Linked DNA regions of Homo sapiens: region 2 is linked to region 1. Evidence: chromatin loops called from intact Hi-C (ENCODE). Cell type or tissue: IMR-90. All regions are shown on one strand. Each heading gives the region's core, and the rest is flanking DNA. Links, peaks and the distances in the headings are about the cores only.

The links. Hi-C counts contacts between places; a loop is a spot of excess contacts. Peaks named below come from ENCODE experiments on the same cell type or tissue, not always from the same donor. Only the 100,000 strongest peaks of a DNase experiment are listed, where the experiment ranks them.
Region 2: it touches region 1 in a loop (2.4-fold over the local background); 2 of 110 quality-filtered maps call a loop at or near these places.

Annotation. Positions count from the first base shown.
Region 1 is chr4:24,775,139-24,783,513 of GRCh38, forward strand. No RefSeq gene overlaps it. Among named protein-coding and RNA genes, the nearest start is that of SOD3, 16 kb to the right of the region's middle. In IMR-90, for the core only: no CTCF peak of the experiment used is centred there; DNase peaks (open chromatin) are centred at 3,113 and 3,503; H3K27ac peaks cover 857 bases.
Region 2 is chr4:24,846,819-24,855,193 of GRCh38, forward strand. It overlaps CCDC149 (coiled-coil domain containing 149), which reads right to left. Exons shown (of 13, transcript NM_001395273.1): 4 at 6,254-6,361. Among named protein-coding and RNA genes, the nearest start is that of SOD3, 55 kb to the left of the region's middle. In IMR-90, for the core only: no CTCF peak of the experiment used is centred there; a DNase peak (open chromatin) is centred at 4,053; H3K27ac peaks cover 1,328 bases.

The DNA of each region.
Region 1 (8,375 bases), core at 78-8,077:
CTAAAGATGGCACAGTATGCACACATAAAGGAGAATGAGGCAGCCCTTCATGCTCTGATATAGAATGATCCAGTACAGTGCTACAGCCAGTTTGGACCAGTTCAGGAGGGCAGATTGTTAGCGTCTCTTCTTAATTTTGCAGTCAGCAACAACTTGAAATTTGCCATGGTGGGAGTTACATTATGAAAATCTATAAATGGTATGAATCAGAGCATAGCTCACTCCATAAGAGGCAGTTGCTGAATATTTACTAGCACGCCACTGAAAAGATCTCTAAGACCCACTTTAAAGTGAATAAAGCAAGGTGTTGCACAATCTGCACAGTATGCAAGCAACTGTGTAAAAACAGGGGAAATTATTGTGCATTAAAAAACCTCTAGATTCTTTAAAACTTAAACATAGAATTACCATATGTATTCCCAAGAGAAGTGGAAACATATGTCCACACAGAAACATGAAAACAAATGTTTGTAGCAGCATTATTTATAGGAACCAACAGGTAAAAACAACCTAACTGTCCATCAGCGGATGAATGAATAAATTAATGGCGGTGTGGGCATACACTAGAATAATATTCAGCCATGAAAAGGAATGAAGTATTGATGAATGCCACAACTTGGATGAACCTCAAAAACATTATGCTAAGTGAAAGCAGCCAGACACAAAAGGTCACATATTATATGATTCCTTTTATATGATACAGGCAGAATAGTCAAATCTATAGAGACAGAAAACAGATTAGTGGTTACCAGGGAATGGAGGAAAGGGAATGAGGAATGATTATTTAATGGGTAATTTTTGTGTGTGTGTTTCTGGAGTGATGAAAAAGTTTTGAAACTAAAGAGTGGTAGTGGTTGCACAACATTATGCACACATTAAATGCCACTGAATCGTACAGGCTCACACCTGTAATCCTAACACTCTGGAAGGCCAGGAGGGCAGATGCTTGAGCATGGGAGTTCGAGACCAGCCTGGGCAACATGGTGAAACCCCGTCTCTACCAAAAATACAAAAAATTAGCCAGGCGTGGTGGCGTGCACCTGCGGTCCCAGCTACTCAGGATGCTAAGGTGGGAGGATCACTTAAGCCTGGAAGGTGGAGGTCGCAGTGAGCTGAGATTGCACCACCACACTCTAGCCTGGGTGACAGAGTGAGACACCATCTCAAAAAAAAAAAAGAAAGAAAAAGAAAGAAAAAAGAAAGAAAACAAAAACATAAATCTCTGGCAGGCTGCACAGAGAAACTGGTAAGCTGTCTCTAAAGAGGAGAACTGGTTGTCTGGGAGACTGGGTGTGGGAGTAACTTCATTGTATGCCTTATTGTTTGAACCATATGGACAAGAGGGGATAGGAAGGTCTAAGAGACACATACATCCCCTCTGTAAAACCCAAGGTAAATGGATAAATAACGAATTAATGGCAAATCACAATTAATTTAGAATCTACAAACTGAAAGCACTCTCTTTCCAGAGACTCTCATTGGTTGGTCTTCCATCACCATATCCCATCAGGTAGGAGTATCTCTACCAGGCAGCACTTGGACACCTGTATTTACTCTGCCCTGCGAATGGAGGATGCAGCGTGATGCTGGGGATACTTGGTCGTAGAGTGGGTGAGGTGGATCTGGGAACAGCCATATGGCCTTGGGTTAGGCACGTAACCTGTCTAAACATGAGTTTTCTCTTCTGTAAAACGGAGATGATCAGGTCCACCTCTCGGAACTGGTATGACAATGGTATGGAGAATTAAGATAACACATGCGTGTGCCCAACACACTGTAGGCACTGAGCAACGCTGATATCGTTTCCTGGGAAGGGGATGATGCTGAGGGATTCTGCCTGCTCAGGAGACTCTCCCTGGTGACTCCTGAAGATTTCCTCAGCCTGCTTTGTTCAACTGGCCCAGCACTAGCATAACCTTGTTCCTGTGTCTTTATGAGCCCTTCTTTTCTTCTGTTTTATAAACCAAGACTGTATCATTGAAGTGGAGAGTCAATAGAAAAGTAAGAGAATTAGATTCTTAAGGGTAACTAGAGCTGTGATTTATTGAGTGCTTACCTTGGGCCTCATATTTTAAATGCATTATTTCTAACACTTACAACAGCCCCAGAAGCAATATATTTCAATCCTCATTTATAGGGAAGAGAGAGCTTAAGTAACCTGCTCACCATTACATTGTGCTAGAGCAGGGATTTGAACCCAGGACTGCCTGGCTTTCTACTCGATCATATTCCATCATGGAACCCGGCTTGCAAATTGCCAAAGTCAAGACTACTGGACTGTGTGGACCTAAAACAATTGTAGAATCTAGATGAAAAGTGGAAGGGGCCCAGAAAATTATTGAGTCTAACCCTCACCTCATAAGAAACCCCTACTTCAACATCCTGACTCTTTGATGGAAAGCTCATCACCTCATGTGACAGCCCATTCCATTTTTAGACAACTCTAATTACTAGAAAGACTCATAATGTGCTATTTGCCAGACAGATTCACCTGCTATTTTCATTACAACTTCATACACCCTGATGAGGCCATTATTAAGACATCCTTGGCTGAAATCCTGAACTCCATTACCTCCTGGACTTGCAATAAGGCCCCTAACACCATTGCCAAATAAAGTTACTCCAGAACATCAGCGTTGCAGACAAAGTCACGAGAGGGATGTTGATTACAACTTCAAATGAGTCTGGGATAGGTGATTATCTATTTCTAAGGAAAGGTTATGCTGGATGGGATGTATTGTCACTCGGGACAGAGGTATAGCATATACTGCAGAAGTTTAAAATAATCAGAGTCGTGTGTATGCAACACAATTCCCTGGTTAATTAAAATGCTTGCAAAAAGCAGTGAAAGCTGATTTTTGTGCTTCTCCTTCTTCCTGGTTTTCAGCTTCTTCGGCAGTTTTCTGTTGAGTGAAGGACAGTCAGGTCTAAATGATGAAATATGAGCTCGTGTCACTAGCTTCCCACACCATGAACTTACTGTAAGAACTAACAACTAATAATGGAGATTAAAAATGGATAAGAATTAAAAAGGGGAATCCAAGGTCCTCTGAGTGTGTGAGCTGCGCTCATCTGGTTCTCTGCGGGGGAAGCAGAATATGTTTACGTGATTGTGTGAACTGCAGGAAACTAAAAGATGCCAGGGTCAGAAGAGTAAAATGTGGCTCCACTGGGACTTCAGGTGGCAAATAGGATTGAGAATCTTAACTTTAATGAAGACAACAAAAACCACATAATTAACACACACTGTTACCACCTCATTAGTCTCCCGGGGCTTAAATTATGCTAAAAATAATCAACACATTTTGTTTAAATAAGGCGCTGTTACAGGTGGTAATAAAGGCTTACTTCATAGCAGAATGAGGCCATTTTTCCACATTTTTTTCAGATGCTTTAAAGTAGGCCTTATCTTCATTCCAAGGAAAGGATTATTAAAAACATATGTGGAGTTGCGGAGAGGAAATGAGTGTATTAGTTAGAGTCTCTCTGGCTCTGAGCCTGACTCCAAAATCTTACACAACTCCATTTCACAACCCAGATCCCCAACATCAGGATTGTCTCATAAATGATGTGCTGTGGGGCATTGGTGCTGGCTACACATCAAGCTGCGAAATAGCCAAGTTTGGTCTGGTGCCTTTTCTTCTCTTTTTTCACACTGTAAGCATTAAAACTCCTCTTACATGTTTATACATTCACTGCCACCTAATCTGGGTTTGACCTATGACTATTTTGACCAATAGAATTTGGAGAAAGTGATGTTTCTGGATTTCTGAGCCCGGGCATTGCAAAGACCTGAAATCTTTGGCCATGCCTTGAGCCACTACAGAGGAAGTCCAATTTCCCCTGCTGTAGAGCCAGACCACAGGGAGAGGCCTTGGAGGTTGAGCCATCACCTGGAGATAGGCCATATGGCCTCTAAGCACCTGAGGCCTAGACATTCAGCCCAGTGGCAGCCTCAGCTGCCAACTGGCTACAACTGCAAGAAAGAACTTAAGCAAGGCCAGTAGAGGAACTGCCTGCCCATCCCTAGGTAACCCACAGAATCATGAGATATGATAAAATGGTTGTTGTTTTAAGCCACTAAATTTGGGATGCATATTGCAAAACAATAAATAACCAAAATGCCTCTTTGCATTATCCCTGTTAGGATGCCCTTTTCACCCACCCTTGACCATTGGTTATGGACTGAAGGATTGTGTCTCCCCAAAATTCGTATGTTGAAGCTCCAAACCCCAATGGATGGTATTTTGGGGTGGGGCCTTTGGAAGGTAATTAGGTTTAGATGAGGTCATGAGGGTGGGGGCCACCATGATGGGACAAATGTCCTTGCAAGAAGAGGAAGAGAAACCAGAGCTCGCTCTCTTCACCATATGTGAACATAGCAAGAAGGTGGCTGTTTGCAAGCCAGGAAGAGAGACCTTGCCAGGAACCAAATCTGTGGACACCTTGATCTTGGATTTCCTAGCCTCCAGAATTGCGAGAATCAAATGTCTATGGTCTACATCACCCTGTGGCATTTTGTTACAGCAGCCCGAGCTGACTAAGAAACCATCTGTCTGTGCATTTCCAAGATATCTCCTTGCACCTTTAGGAAAAATCATCCATGTGTGTTCACGTGTGTTCATGGAAGAAAGTCTCCCTCTGTTTCTTAGAAAAATTATCATATTCACTGTGATTCTCAGAGATGAGACTCCTAACTTCCTTGTGCAAGCCAAGGGAAAAATATTAAATTTTTCCATTACTTTCTTGCTCTTGTTTTCTCTCTGTGTAAAAACAGGAACTCCACCTATTCTCCACCACGGAGTTAAACAGCAAAACCCTGTGCTTGTGGGCTAGTGGTGCTGGTTGGGGGACGGATGAGAGTCATTGCTTGATTATGCTGCACTGAGTATCTCCCTAAGTTTTAGAGAGTGAGTGATGGCTCTGAAAAAGATACTTTTTTTCAAGCAGAAAGCTTTGCATTTCTGTCAAAAATCAGGGCAGATAACAAAACTGCTTCTACTTTTGTAGTGAAGCTCACAGCTTGCTCATAACAGAGAGCAACATAAAGTATCTGTGCAGCCCTGAAGGAGAGAAAGAAAAACAAAGCATTTTGAGACCACATTGAAGGAACATTTACATAGACCTGCTCTATAGCCTTGGCACCAGCAAAGTTAAAGTGCTAGAAGTATTGTTGACAAGACTGTACTTTGACCGAATTTAGAAACGTCGGATTGAATGAATAAATGGATGGATGGATGATGATGATGGGCAGAGAGAGTACAATTTATCCACCAGCTCTGCTAGAGGGAAACAACTGGAAATCATTTTGGGACCCGAAGATCTGTGAATGGCTCAGAACCAAGACGATGGGAGATGAAGATCCAGGCAGAAACATTTTCCTGTGCTGAACCCAGTTATGAGTTACATCACTTGCTCTAGATAAGGATTATATGAGACCTTATTATTGTCATTGCTTGTAGTTTGGAGCCTCTTTATTCATGCTCAAGTTAACTGTAAGCAGTTAATTCCATGGAATGAGTTTGGTCCTTCCCAACTAATTTTCTTGCTTTCTTTATAAAATCCCAAATTAAATAATGTCCGTAGTTCCTTAAAGAACTAAAGGTAAATATCTGAACCAGTGTGGCAGGTATTGTTGGCTGCCTAGCCAATAAAATCCTTCCCTCCTTCATAGTAAGGAAAATTTGATTTTGCTAGGGTAGCAAAACGTTCAATGAAAGAACATTTACTCTGCCAGACTCCTGTGACCCTAGGGATGCCTGTGACACATTTCTGACCATGAGACATAAACTGAAATTGTCTGGGAAAGAGGGTGTTTCTACTTCCCTTTTCTTTCTTCCTGCCTGAAGTGAGGTGCCATATCTGGAGGTGTATAAGCCACCTTGCAGCCTTGAGGCAACATTCATGAGGTCAGAAGCCTGAACACTGACAATGATGGCAAGCAAAGATGGGAAAATCGCAAGCCCTGCAGGTATCACGGAGCCACCCTACCAGCTCTGGACTTTTTGTTCCATGCAACAAATGCCTGAGTGTTCCAGCAAGGTTTTTTGTCATACTTTCCTTATTTGTAGCCAAAAGCATTCCTGGCAGATAGTCTTGGGTTGATCCAATTGAAAACTACTCTCTTGGTTCCAGTGTCTGGAAGGGGGAAGGAATATGCCTTCTTTATTGCACATTGCCTGACTAAAGGCCAATTCCTCACAGAGTATTTACAGGAATATTTACATAGACCTGCTTTGTAGCCTTGGCACTAGCAAAGCTAAAGTGCTGGAGGTATTGTTGACAAGACTGTACTTTGACTGAATTTGGAAATGTTAGATTGAATGAATAAATGAATGGATGGATGATGATGATGACGGGCACACTGTATTAGTATGGGCTGCAAGTAAAAGAAAGTCTTGGCTTGCACTAACTTACACAACAGAGTCACAGAGTGGGAAGTCCAGAGGTTAAAAAAGATGCAGATGCAGAGCCATCAGGGCCTCAAGGACCCAGATCATTTCATCTCACTTCTTGGCCATCCTCAGGGAATACCATGTGCTGATCGAACAAGATTAATCAGGAACTTTGTTGGTGACTCCCTGCATTTTAGTAGAGTTCTATACCTGAACAAAACAGATACCTGATAGAAAAGAAAAGCAGGGATCAATTATCACAGGAAACCATCAGTGTCTACTACCCACATGTTACATAAACACTTTGCAAAATGTGCAAAGTCCCAAAACACAAAATGATGGTGAGGATGATGCCAGCTTACCATCAGCATTGGTTTGGACACTTTCTGACTGCCATTTGGAAAAGGGGAGTTTAGTTTCTTTCCATTCAGTTGGCATTTATGGCTTCTAAATGAATGGTCTAATTCATTCATCCAATTTGACTGGTCTCATAACAGGAAGAAATTAAAGTGTTCCAAGTGACCAACTAGCCTGCTTGTAAAAACTGAATACTTGGAAAAACAAACAATTCCATCCTTCTCTTCCTCCTAAGGCACCTTCAGTGTACAAAAGGGTGGTGCGGAAATGAACTCAAACTCTGTGTAAATGGAAAAAAAGAGATTCCAAAGTCTGTTTAACAACAAGACCAAGTCATAGATTCTTAGTAGGAATAGCTTCTTTCCCCTCCTTTGTGGAGCTAACGTTCTTTTTTTAGAACGGGTGCCTCACTGGGAATAGATGTGAAAACTGCATAGCAGGATCATGTGATGCGTAGGCAATTTCACAGGAGTGAATTTCCCCCCAGAACACTAAGCTGCTTGTGCATAATCCACCATGGTATTGCAAACACAGGGAGAACAATCTGTAGTGCCAGAGAAACGACTTGTCAAACATACAAAACTAGGACAAAACAGAGCAGCACTTGTATTTTTCTTTGGGAAACAGTGTCTTTCCCTCTCTCCCCATGCTGTTCTGGTGGTGCTGACCCTACTTCTGGCTGACAGAGTAAGCCTATGATGAAAACTGTATTCCATCCTCATCAACATAGTTATGGGTTCAGATATGGAAACAGGACTCACGTAGGTTCCATGAGATTCAATTGGGCAATTTTGTTGGAACTATTAGAAGTTTTAGAGCTATGAAAATAGAAGATCCTGGATTTTTCAGTCATATGAGCCAGTAAAATTCCCTCTTGCTGAAATTGGCATGAATTGCATTTCTGTCACTTGAAACTTAAGGAGATCTAGCTAACACAAAAACAAAGGTACCAGTATCTTGAGTCCTAAAAAGAAGAAACAGAAATCCATGACAATATAAAGAAATTGATTCTACATTCACAAGTCTTTCCACTTCCACCCTGATACCTTTGTGTTCTCCAGTCCAATTTATAAAATGAAGGACCTCAAAAAAACCTCAAAAGGTTTACTCCTCAAAAAACAGGTAATGCAATTACAGAATTCAATGATTGCTACATGCCAAGCACCTAGTTGGTTTCCTTACATAATTATCTCATTTAATTGTCAAAAAAATCCTCACAAAATCCTACCTTGTTTTTACATGTGAGGACAGTGAGGCTTGGAGTGGATCAGTGCTGTGTAGAAACTGTCAATTTAGTTAGCCTGAGGTCAGGAGCAGTGCTCTCCCAAGAGACGTCAGAGGAGGGTCTCAACAGGACAACTGTCCCACTAATGAATAAGAAAGCTTTCTCTTTTTACTCTCCAATGCTTACTCATTAGAGTTCTGACCTCAAACTTTGCAAGACTAAATCTGAAGGACCAACAACATAATACAAAATTTAATTTGGATGACCTTGCCTAGAAAGGATTTGAACTTGAGGTCATCCTCACACCAACGAGGTGAGCCCAAGAGTTGCCAGCTTTCTTACTTTGCTAATGCTTACAAGATGTCTGTGCTTTTCAAATTTATTAAGGGATAATTTAC
Region 2 (8,375 bases), core at 200-8,199, 72 kb after region 1:
GGAGCATTTGCCTACCGCAAACTTCCTTGCTTTTGAATACATCGCACTGTATTATTGGTCCTCTGCATGAAAGTACCATAATCTTTAAAGTAAACAGACAAGAAGACCAACTGCCATCTGTCCCAGTGGGAACATGAATTGCCGCTTCTGGCATATCCTATTAGGTGCTTATTCCACAAGGAGCACACAAAATGCAAGAAAGTTCCCAGGAGCTTGGCACCAAAGCAATAATGCTTGATGCTGGCGAAGTCGAGGCTGGTGATCAGGAGGGCTGACTTTTGGGGATCCATCTGCCACATGCCAGGTGTCTCACCAGGATCATTGTCTCTACTTGGGGGGACACATCTAGTTCACTGGAAATAGCTGATCAATAGAGAGGAAGATCTTAAGATTTCTGGTGGAATTCTTGCACAAGTGGATTCTAAGTCAATATGGGCGCATGTTATGCTAAAGACAACAGCAACACTTACCCTCTGTTAAGTGCTTGCTAGGTGGTATGCACCATGCAACACCCTTTACAAACGATATTGCATGCAAGTCCATCCCTAAATCATTAAATCTCATTGTCCTGTTCTCTTTTCTTCTCAGACTAAGCACTGTCTGATGAAATTACTTACGTATTTTATTTTCTTATTATCTACTCCCCAACTAGAATATCAGTACCATGGGAGCTAGTACCCTGTCTTTCTTATCCTTTGATGTGTCCTCAGCTGCTTTGATGTGTCCTCAGATGCTAGAAAGTTAATTAGCATGTAGGAAGTCCCCAATTATGTGGGGACTAAATGATGTGGTGAATAAATGATTAAACAATTCGATGAGAGGCATTATTATTGCCACTTTACAGATGAGGAAACTGAGGCCTGGAGAGAAAACTGACTTGCCAAAGGCCACAGACAATAACTGGCAGAACGAGAACATAAACCTGGGTCTGACAATCTTAAAAGGTGGACCTCTTGGGCTGCACTACACTGCTCCACTTCACAGAGACAGGCTGGAGCTATCTTTTCCTAGAGTCCAAATATTTCCAAGTTCAGTGACTTCACTTTGGTAACCTGACATTTGTCATGGTACCAGTATTTATCACACAGACATTGGCAAAATGTTACAAGTCAGGCTTCTTTCAAATAGCTGGTTCAGGAGCACACCTCAGGGTATAGTAGTCCCCCTAATCCTTGGTATCAGTTACCTGAGGTCAACCGTGGTCTGGAAATATTAAATGGAAAATCCCAGAAATAAAAAATTCATAAGATTTATATCGTATGCCATTCTGAGTAGCATGATGAAATCTCGTGTCCCAGTCTGTCCCACCTGGCCCTGCTGGAGAGATACAAATCCTTCCTTTGTCCAGGGTCCATGCTGTCTACGCTACCCACCCCTTAGTCACTGAGTAGCCATTTCAGGTATCAGGTCAACTGTCACAGTATTGCAGTGCTTGTGTTTAAGGAACCCTTATTTTACTTAATAATGCCTCGGCCAGGCACGGTGCTAACATCTGTAATCCCAGCACTTTGGGATGCCGAGGTGGGTGGATCATGAGGTCAAGAGATCGAGACCATCCTGGCTAACATGGTAAATCTCCGTCTCTACTAAAACTACAAAAATTAGCTGGGCGTGGTGGCGCGTGCCTGTAGTCCCAGCTACTCAGGAGGCTGAGGCAGGAGAATCGCTTGAACCCGGGAGGCGGAGGTTGCAGTGAGCTGAGATTGCACCACTGTGCTCCAGCCTGGTGACAGAGTGAGACTCCATCTCAAATAAATAAATAAATAAATAAATAAATACAATAAATAATGACCCCAAACACAAGAGCAGTGATGCTGGCAACTTGGACATGCCAAAGAGAAGCCACATACTGCTTCTTTTAAGTGAAAAGGTGAAAGTTCTCGACTTAAGGAAAAAAAAAATCATATGCTGAGGTTGCTAAGATCTGCAATAAGAACCAATCTTCTATCCATGAAATTGTCAAGAAGGAAAGAGAAATCTGTGCTAGTTTTGCTGCCGCACCTCAAACTACAAAAGCTACAGCCACAGTGCATAAGTGCTCAGTGAAGATGGAAAAGGCATTACATTCGTAGGTAGAAGACATGAAGAGAAATGGGCTCTGATTGATGGCAACCGAGAGCTGCACTAACCCAGGTTTCAGGCATCCACTGGGGGTCTTGGGAAGTATCCCCCAGATAAGAAAGGACTGCTGTCTTTGTGATTCCAATGTCCTCTGCTAGTTCTGCTGTTTGACCTACTAATCCTTAAATTCTCCGAGACCCCTTTTTTCCTCCTGATCCCCTTTCCCTGAATCCACTCTTTTCTTAACGCCCAGAAGAGGAAGCAGGCCAACCTCTGCGGCAGACCAAGGGGAGCTGCCACTGTCTCTGTGGCCCCAGCACTGCCTGAGTCTTTCCTCATTCCTTATAGACTGACACTCTGAGAGCCCTGGGCAACGTGCAAAGCTTTTCGAGGGTAATGCGTGGCTTTGTGAGCCCTCCTTTTCCCAGAGGGCTCCTCTAACCTTGTTAATCTTTAAGAACTGTAATTTTTAAGGAAGGGGATGGTATCCAGTAGGTTTCCCTTTTCACATCTCTCATCTGGTTTGGCTTGGAAGTTTGTGTTAGTTTGGGAGCCTAAGAAATTCCTGCGCACTGGACAGAGATAGCAGGAGGTAATCAATCACACAGGCTCCCCCCATCACAGGACGCCCATGTTGGCACAAGAACGCTGCCCCCTGCCCCATGTGAGAGCTAAGCTGCTTGGAAGCCAGGGTGGCAACAAATCTTTCAGGAGGCTATTTGGAAATGCTTTATGGCCCATAGGGTTACAAGGCTCTAGCTGAACAAATGGAAAAATTAGTCTACCCTAAAATATCCAAGGCAAGTAATTTCCTATCACCTTGTTTTTCAAACGTACTTAACATCTAGAATCTGGGCTTCCCAAAATATAGATAAGGGTCATCAGTTAAAATGGCAACTCAGAGATAAAAATCTTCCACTTTAACAGTCACTCATAAAATGACGCCATCAGCCCTGCTGTTTGGCCTCAGAGTTAGGCGTCCAAAAACAGCAATTATTAAGTATTCTTGAATTTAACAGACTTCAACCAGTCAAGGAGCAGGACACTTATCCCTTGTCCCCCAAGGCTCAGCAACTGACCCTCTGCTCTCTCCACAGAAGCTTCTCAAATACATGTATCTGGGGTTAGTCCCCCCTCTGTTGGGACAGTTTGCTTTTCTGGTTCCTTTCTCCAAATTTCTAAACTACTTCTTACTCCACAAAGTACTGATGACAACCAGATGGTAGTTGGTCTGTTTATTTCTTGCATACTTTTTTTTTCTTTTTCTCTTACTCTTCCTTGAATCATTTTGCTCTTCTTTTTGTTCCCTTTATTCATTCATTTCATTCATTCATTTATTCCATTCCATTCCTTCAATAGAGATTATATAATACCTACCTATCAAGAACTAAGAATGCTAATTTATAGGATACAGATGGAAATTCGGCCCTCAAAGAGCTTCCCCTTGGGGCTGTCGGTGCCACGCAAGTGAGAAGCAGAGGGGCAGAGCAGGACATTGCAGGTTGCACAGGACTGACACCTAAGAGCTGGAGAAGGCTGCATTTGACTTATGACCTGGGAGAGGAGCAGAGCTTGCAGGGGAAGTAAAGGGGAAGAGTATTCCAGATTGAGCAAACAGCAGGCACAAAGGTCCTGTGGCCACAGGCAGTGTAGCACAGCAAAGGGGCTGAAATTAGTGCTCCAGGGCTCAAGTAAGGGTGACCAGGAGCAAGGATGTGGCTGCAGAAATGAGTAGGGGTCAGATCATGGGGGCCTAGCACACCATGATCATGGAGGCCTAGGCACCAGGAGGTAGAACTGAATGCAGAAAGTGATGGAAGAGTTGGAGTAGAAAGTGCCATAATTAATTCAAAAAAAATTGAAGGTTTAACTCATTCTCTACCACACAGTCACAGTTACCTGGGAACGGGGGCTTCTGAGGTTCTCAAGAAAGCCTGGTGCCATTATGGAATGAGTAATCTGGCCTCTGGTGGGGGTTGGGGGAAGGATGATCATGACTCACATGAGCCTGAAAATAAACCAGCCCTGTAACTTTAGAGGCAAATGAGAATAAATGGAATCTCTGGGGCTTACTGCAGTTAGACTTTTTTTTTTTTAGGGAGAGAGGCCAGATACTGAAATGGGGAGGTTTGCTGAACAATAGAACATCTTCCCCTGCCCCTTTTGGCAGGCAAATTTCTTTACAGGCCATGAATAGCAGTCACTAAATTCTAAACCTAAGGTGAGAAGACAAAGTTTGATAAATGTGCCCAGGTACTGGAATAAAGACTCAGAGAGCATGCAGATCAGAAAGTTCAGACTGTGACCACCTGTGCTCAGTGTTACACACATAAACATGCTCTCTCACACACACTAACACACTCACACACATGCCCTCCTTTTCTTTTCTTTCTTTTTGAAAGAGATGGGGTCTCATTCTGTCATCCATGCTAGAGTGCACTGGCATGATCATGGTTCTCTGTAGCCTCAACCTTCTGGGCTCAAACAATCCTCCGGCCTCAGCCTCCTGAGTAGCTGGGACTACAAGCGCGTGCCACCACGCCTGGCTGCTCTCTCTTTGTTTCCATGAACTGTCAGTTGCAAACGTCAATTCCTAAAATTCTCATACCTAAAAGGCAAAAGAATTGAAAGTGACCAAAAGATGAGACAGGAGCATATTTAGGAAAGTTGAGGGGAGGAGCAGCTCAGGAAAAAAAAAGAAATAAAATAGAAAAAATATGTTATCAGTCAGTCAAGAAGAGTCACAGATCCAAAAGTCACATCTTAAATATGTTTCAGTATTTCATGGGTTTATAAACTCCTCTAGTATTTTCATGGGCTTAAAGAAAACTATTGCATACATTTTGTTTTATTCTCTAGAAAATCTTGCCCTCCTGCTATCACTTGAGGAAGTGAGTAAGAAGGTCTGTCCTTTAATTATTGACCAAACACCTAGGTTACGGAGTTTAAATCCTTTTAATGATGAATAAAACCACGAGCGGCTGGATTAGCTTGTCCAGTGTTAATCAGAGCCTTTCCTGGACATTCTTTCCCACCTTCTATTTCATGACTAGGAATAGTAAAGCCTAAGTTTTCAAATTTATGTTAAATCCAAGAGGTTAAAAAAATTTAAGGCCAGTTAAGTGGAGAAGAAGCTGTGTAAGGAAGGCTTACTAGATGTTTATATGCCCTCAAGTCAGGACTCTCAAGCCAGCAGTATGCAGCATCCTCTCTGAAGTCTTATTATGGAAGAGCTCTCTGGATGACCCAGGCAATTCTATGCATATTTTAAAGAGTGAGCATTTTTCATAATGGCTCCTTCTAATAACCAACAACTCCCAGCAATGATGAAAGTCACCATCATTTGTCAAGCAATTTGGTAACATCTAAAAACATTTCCCCAAGAACTGCTCCCCTCCAACACACCATACACACACACACACACACACACACACACACACACACACACACACTATAGTCTTCTTGAGTCCACTTTCAAAGCCATCTCTGTTGCAAAAGCCACCTCTGGCAAGGAGTTGGAAATGAATCAATCTTGGCAAAACAGGAAATGATTTGGGAGGACAGAATTAAACTTGGGTAGTTTTTCTTTCCTTTCTCAGTTGTACTTTTGTTCATAGCTTCAGCTGGGAGAGAGAGTGCACACATTTAGTTGGGAGTTTATGAGTTCATATTTTATAATTAACGTTGCCAACAGGGGAGTTTGATTAATACCAAGCAGTGGATTTTGAGCAATGTTCCATACAAATTGCCAAATTTAGCAATAAAATAAATTGGTTATGAGAACATAATTAGTAGGATGACTACTTAAAATTCAAAACCGAATGTGAATAATTCCAAATCATCTGAGCCACAAATCCATTATTTGTATATAAGGGCGAAAGTATAACATTTGGGTTTTATTTTGCCCTCAACCACAGTGTTATTCACCACTAAGTTGAACATAATGAAACTTCCACAATGGGTTGTGGCAATATTTTAGAGCCACTGAGAAACACACATATACATGCATGCACACACACAAAGGGAATGTAAAAAGGTAAGATACGCTAAACTGCGAATTTTCATTATAAATTTAAAAATCTATAACAAACTTTTCAACAAATGCTGCATTACATTTTTCCGATGTGCAATATATAAACCTCGAACGCACAATGTTGCAGCAGAGCTTCTTCCCTGTAAATACTCACAGTACCTTGTTGTCGCCCTGGACTTCTCCAAGCCTTTGCTGAAGTTCTTTAATTTCTTCTCCCAGATGTTTATTTCGGTCCTGAGAATCTCTCAATAGTTGTGCAAGATTAGCCTAGAAATATCAACACATTATGAAATACAATCAGAAATGGAGGAGTGGATGAATGCAGGGCTTCATTGGGCTTGTGGATGCTGGTGTCTAACCCCAGTTGAACCACACAAAGCCCGTTATAGTAAACACATATATGAATGCAGCCAGTGTGTGAATCACACCACTACAATGGCACGCAGGAAAATGAAGTTGGCCATGAACCTCAATTTGGAGATATTCTTTGTTTACAGAATGGCTCACAGAGGGTACTTGAACAAGCAATGGAAGAGTCAGTCTTATTTGCCTTAAACAAAAAAAAATTGTGAGGCTGAGGCAGGAGAATTGCTTGAGCCCGGGAGGCGGAGGTTGCAGTAAGCTGAGATTGTGCCACTGCACTCCAGCCTGGGTGACAGAGCAAGACTCCATTTCAAAAAAAAAAAAAAAAAAAGAGAGAGAGAGAGAATTTATCACTAAAAATCTGGAAAAAGGACATAGAGTTCAATTGTAAAATTTGGGCCAGGCCAACAACATAGAAAAAGTTTCATTTTCTTGTTTGGATAGCTTCTTATTCTTCAAATATATGTTGTCTCATGAGCTTTCGTGTGTGACCTCAATGCCTAGAATTTTGATTACAATTCTAGGGGGCGGCCAGAGAAGAAGTCAGTGACGAGCAACAATCTCTGAAATCAGGATCCAGAAGAAATGCAACAGTTTCCTGGGCTGGTTTTCCCCTTCTTTATTTCCTTATTCTACCTCACATAGTACTAAATAGCCAGGATAATCGCCCTTCATTCCCATCTTCATGACATCATCCTTTCCTTAAGATTTGCCTCCTGTTGGGATCCAGGTCCCTCCGGTCTCCATGGCCAGTCCATCAGCCAGCCTCCCCTTTTGGTGTGGCTCCATCTCACAGCCTCATGGTCCCTTTCCCCAGAGCATGCAGACACCTTTTACCATATCCTCACCCCTTACCCACATTTCCTGAACCTGGGATTCCTGGCCGCCCATCTAGCTACCTATTCCAGTCTTTTACTCACAGTCCTCGCTCACATGGCTTCTTGTTCTCCCATACTATTCTTACTTTGCTAATGGACTTGCCCTAATTCTCACCTGACTTATCACATTCTTACTGAACCTTAGCAGGAAGAGACTGCAAACTACTGAAAGGCAGAGACTCTGCTTTCTGCTTCCTCTGCTTCCATGTGCGTTGTTCCAGACAGTGCTCAGGTACCGACAAGTGTTTTAAAAGCTCATAATGAATAAATGAAGAAAGGAGGGAAGGAAGCAAGTAAGCAATCCAAACAGGCCTCCTGGAAGGGGGGATCATTCAAGGAGAGTCAAACGAGGGATATTAGAGATGATCTTAATATGAAAGAATCCCTTCCTGCTGCAGCTGAAGAAACCCAAATCCAGAGAGGTTAGGGAACTAACCCGACTGGAATGGCTAAATTTCCAAAGACTTCAATGCTAATACTTTGGGGAATATGTAACTATGGTGGGTACTAAAAACAGAATTAAAGGGAAAAGAAGATAACGATTACATGTTGGCTGACCTCCCGTATCCCATTTGTTGGGATATCCTGTTGTCTTACCTACTAGGTCTCCCCACCTCATGCTCACCTCCCTGTGGTCCCCCACACAGACCAGGCATGATCCTATTTCAGTGCCAGGGCCCTATTCTCTCTGTTTAGAATGCTCTCCCTCCAGAGAGCCTCTTGGTTCACTTCCTCACCTCCTTCAGTCTTGCTCAAAGGTCACCGTCTCAACAGGGTCCATCTTAACCGATCGATTTAATACTGAAACCTTCCCCGGTGCTACCTTACCTTTTTTTCTGGAGCACTTGCCATCTGTTATCATTTACTTCATGGTTCATTGCTTACTGTTGACTCCTTGTCTCCCTCTCCTTACTAAAACATAAGTTCCATGAAGGGCAAGGAACTTCGTTGTCTCTACTGACCTCTCCCAAGCACCTAGTAGATGCTCCATAACTATTTTTAAAATAAGAGGCAATAAGCTGAGTGTGGAGGTTGCACTC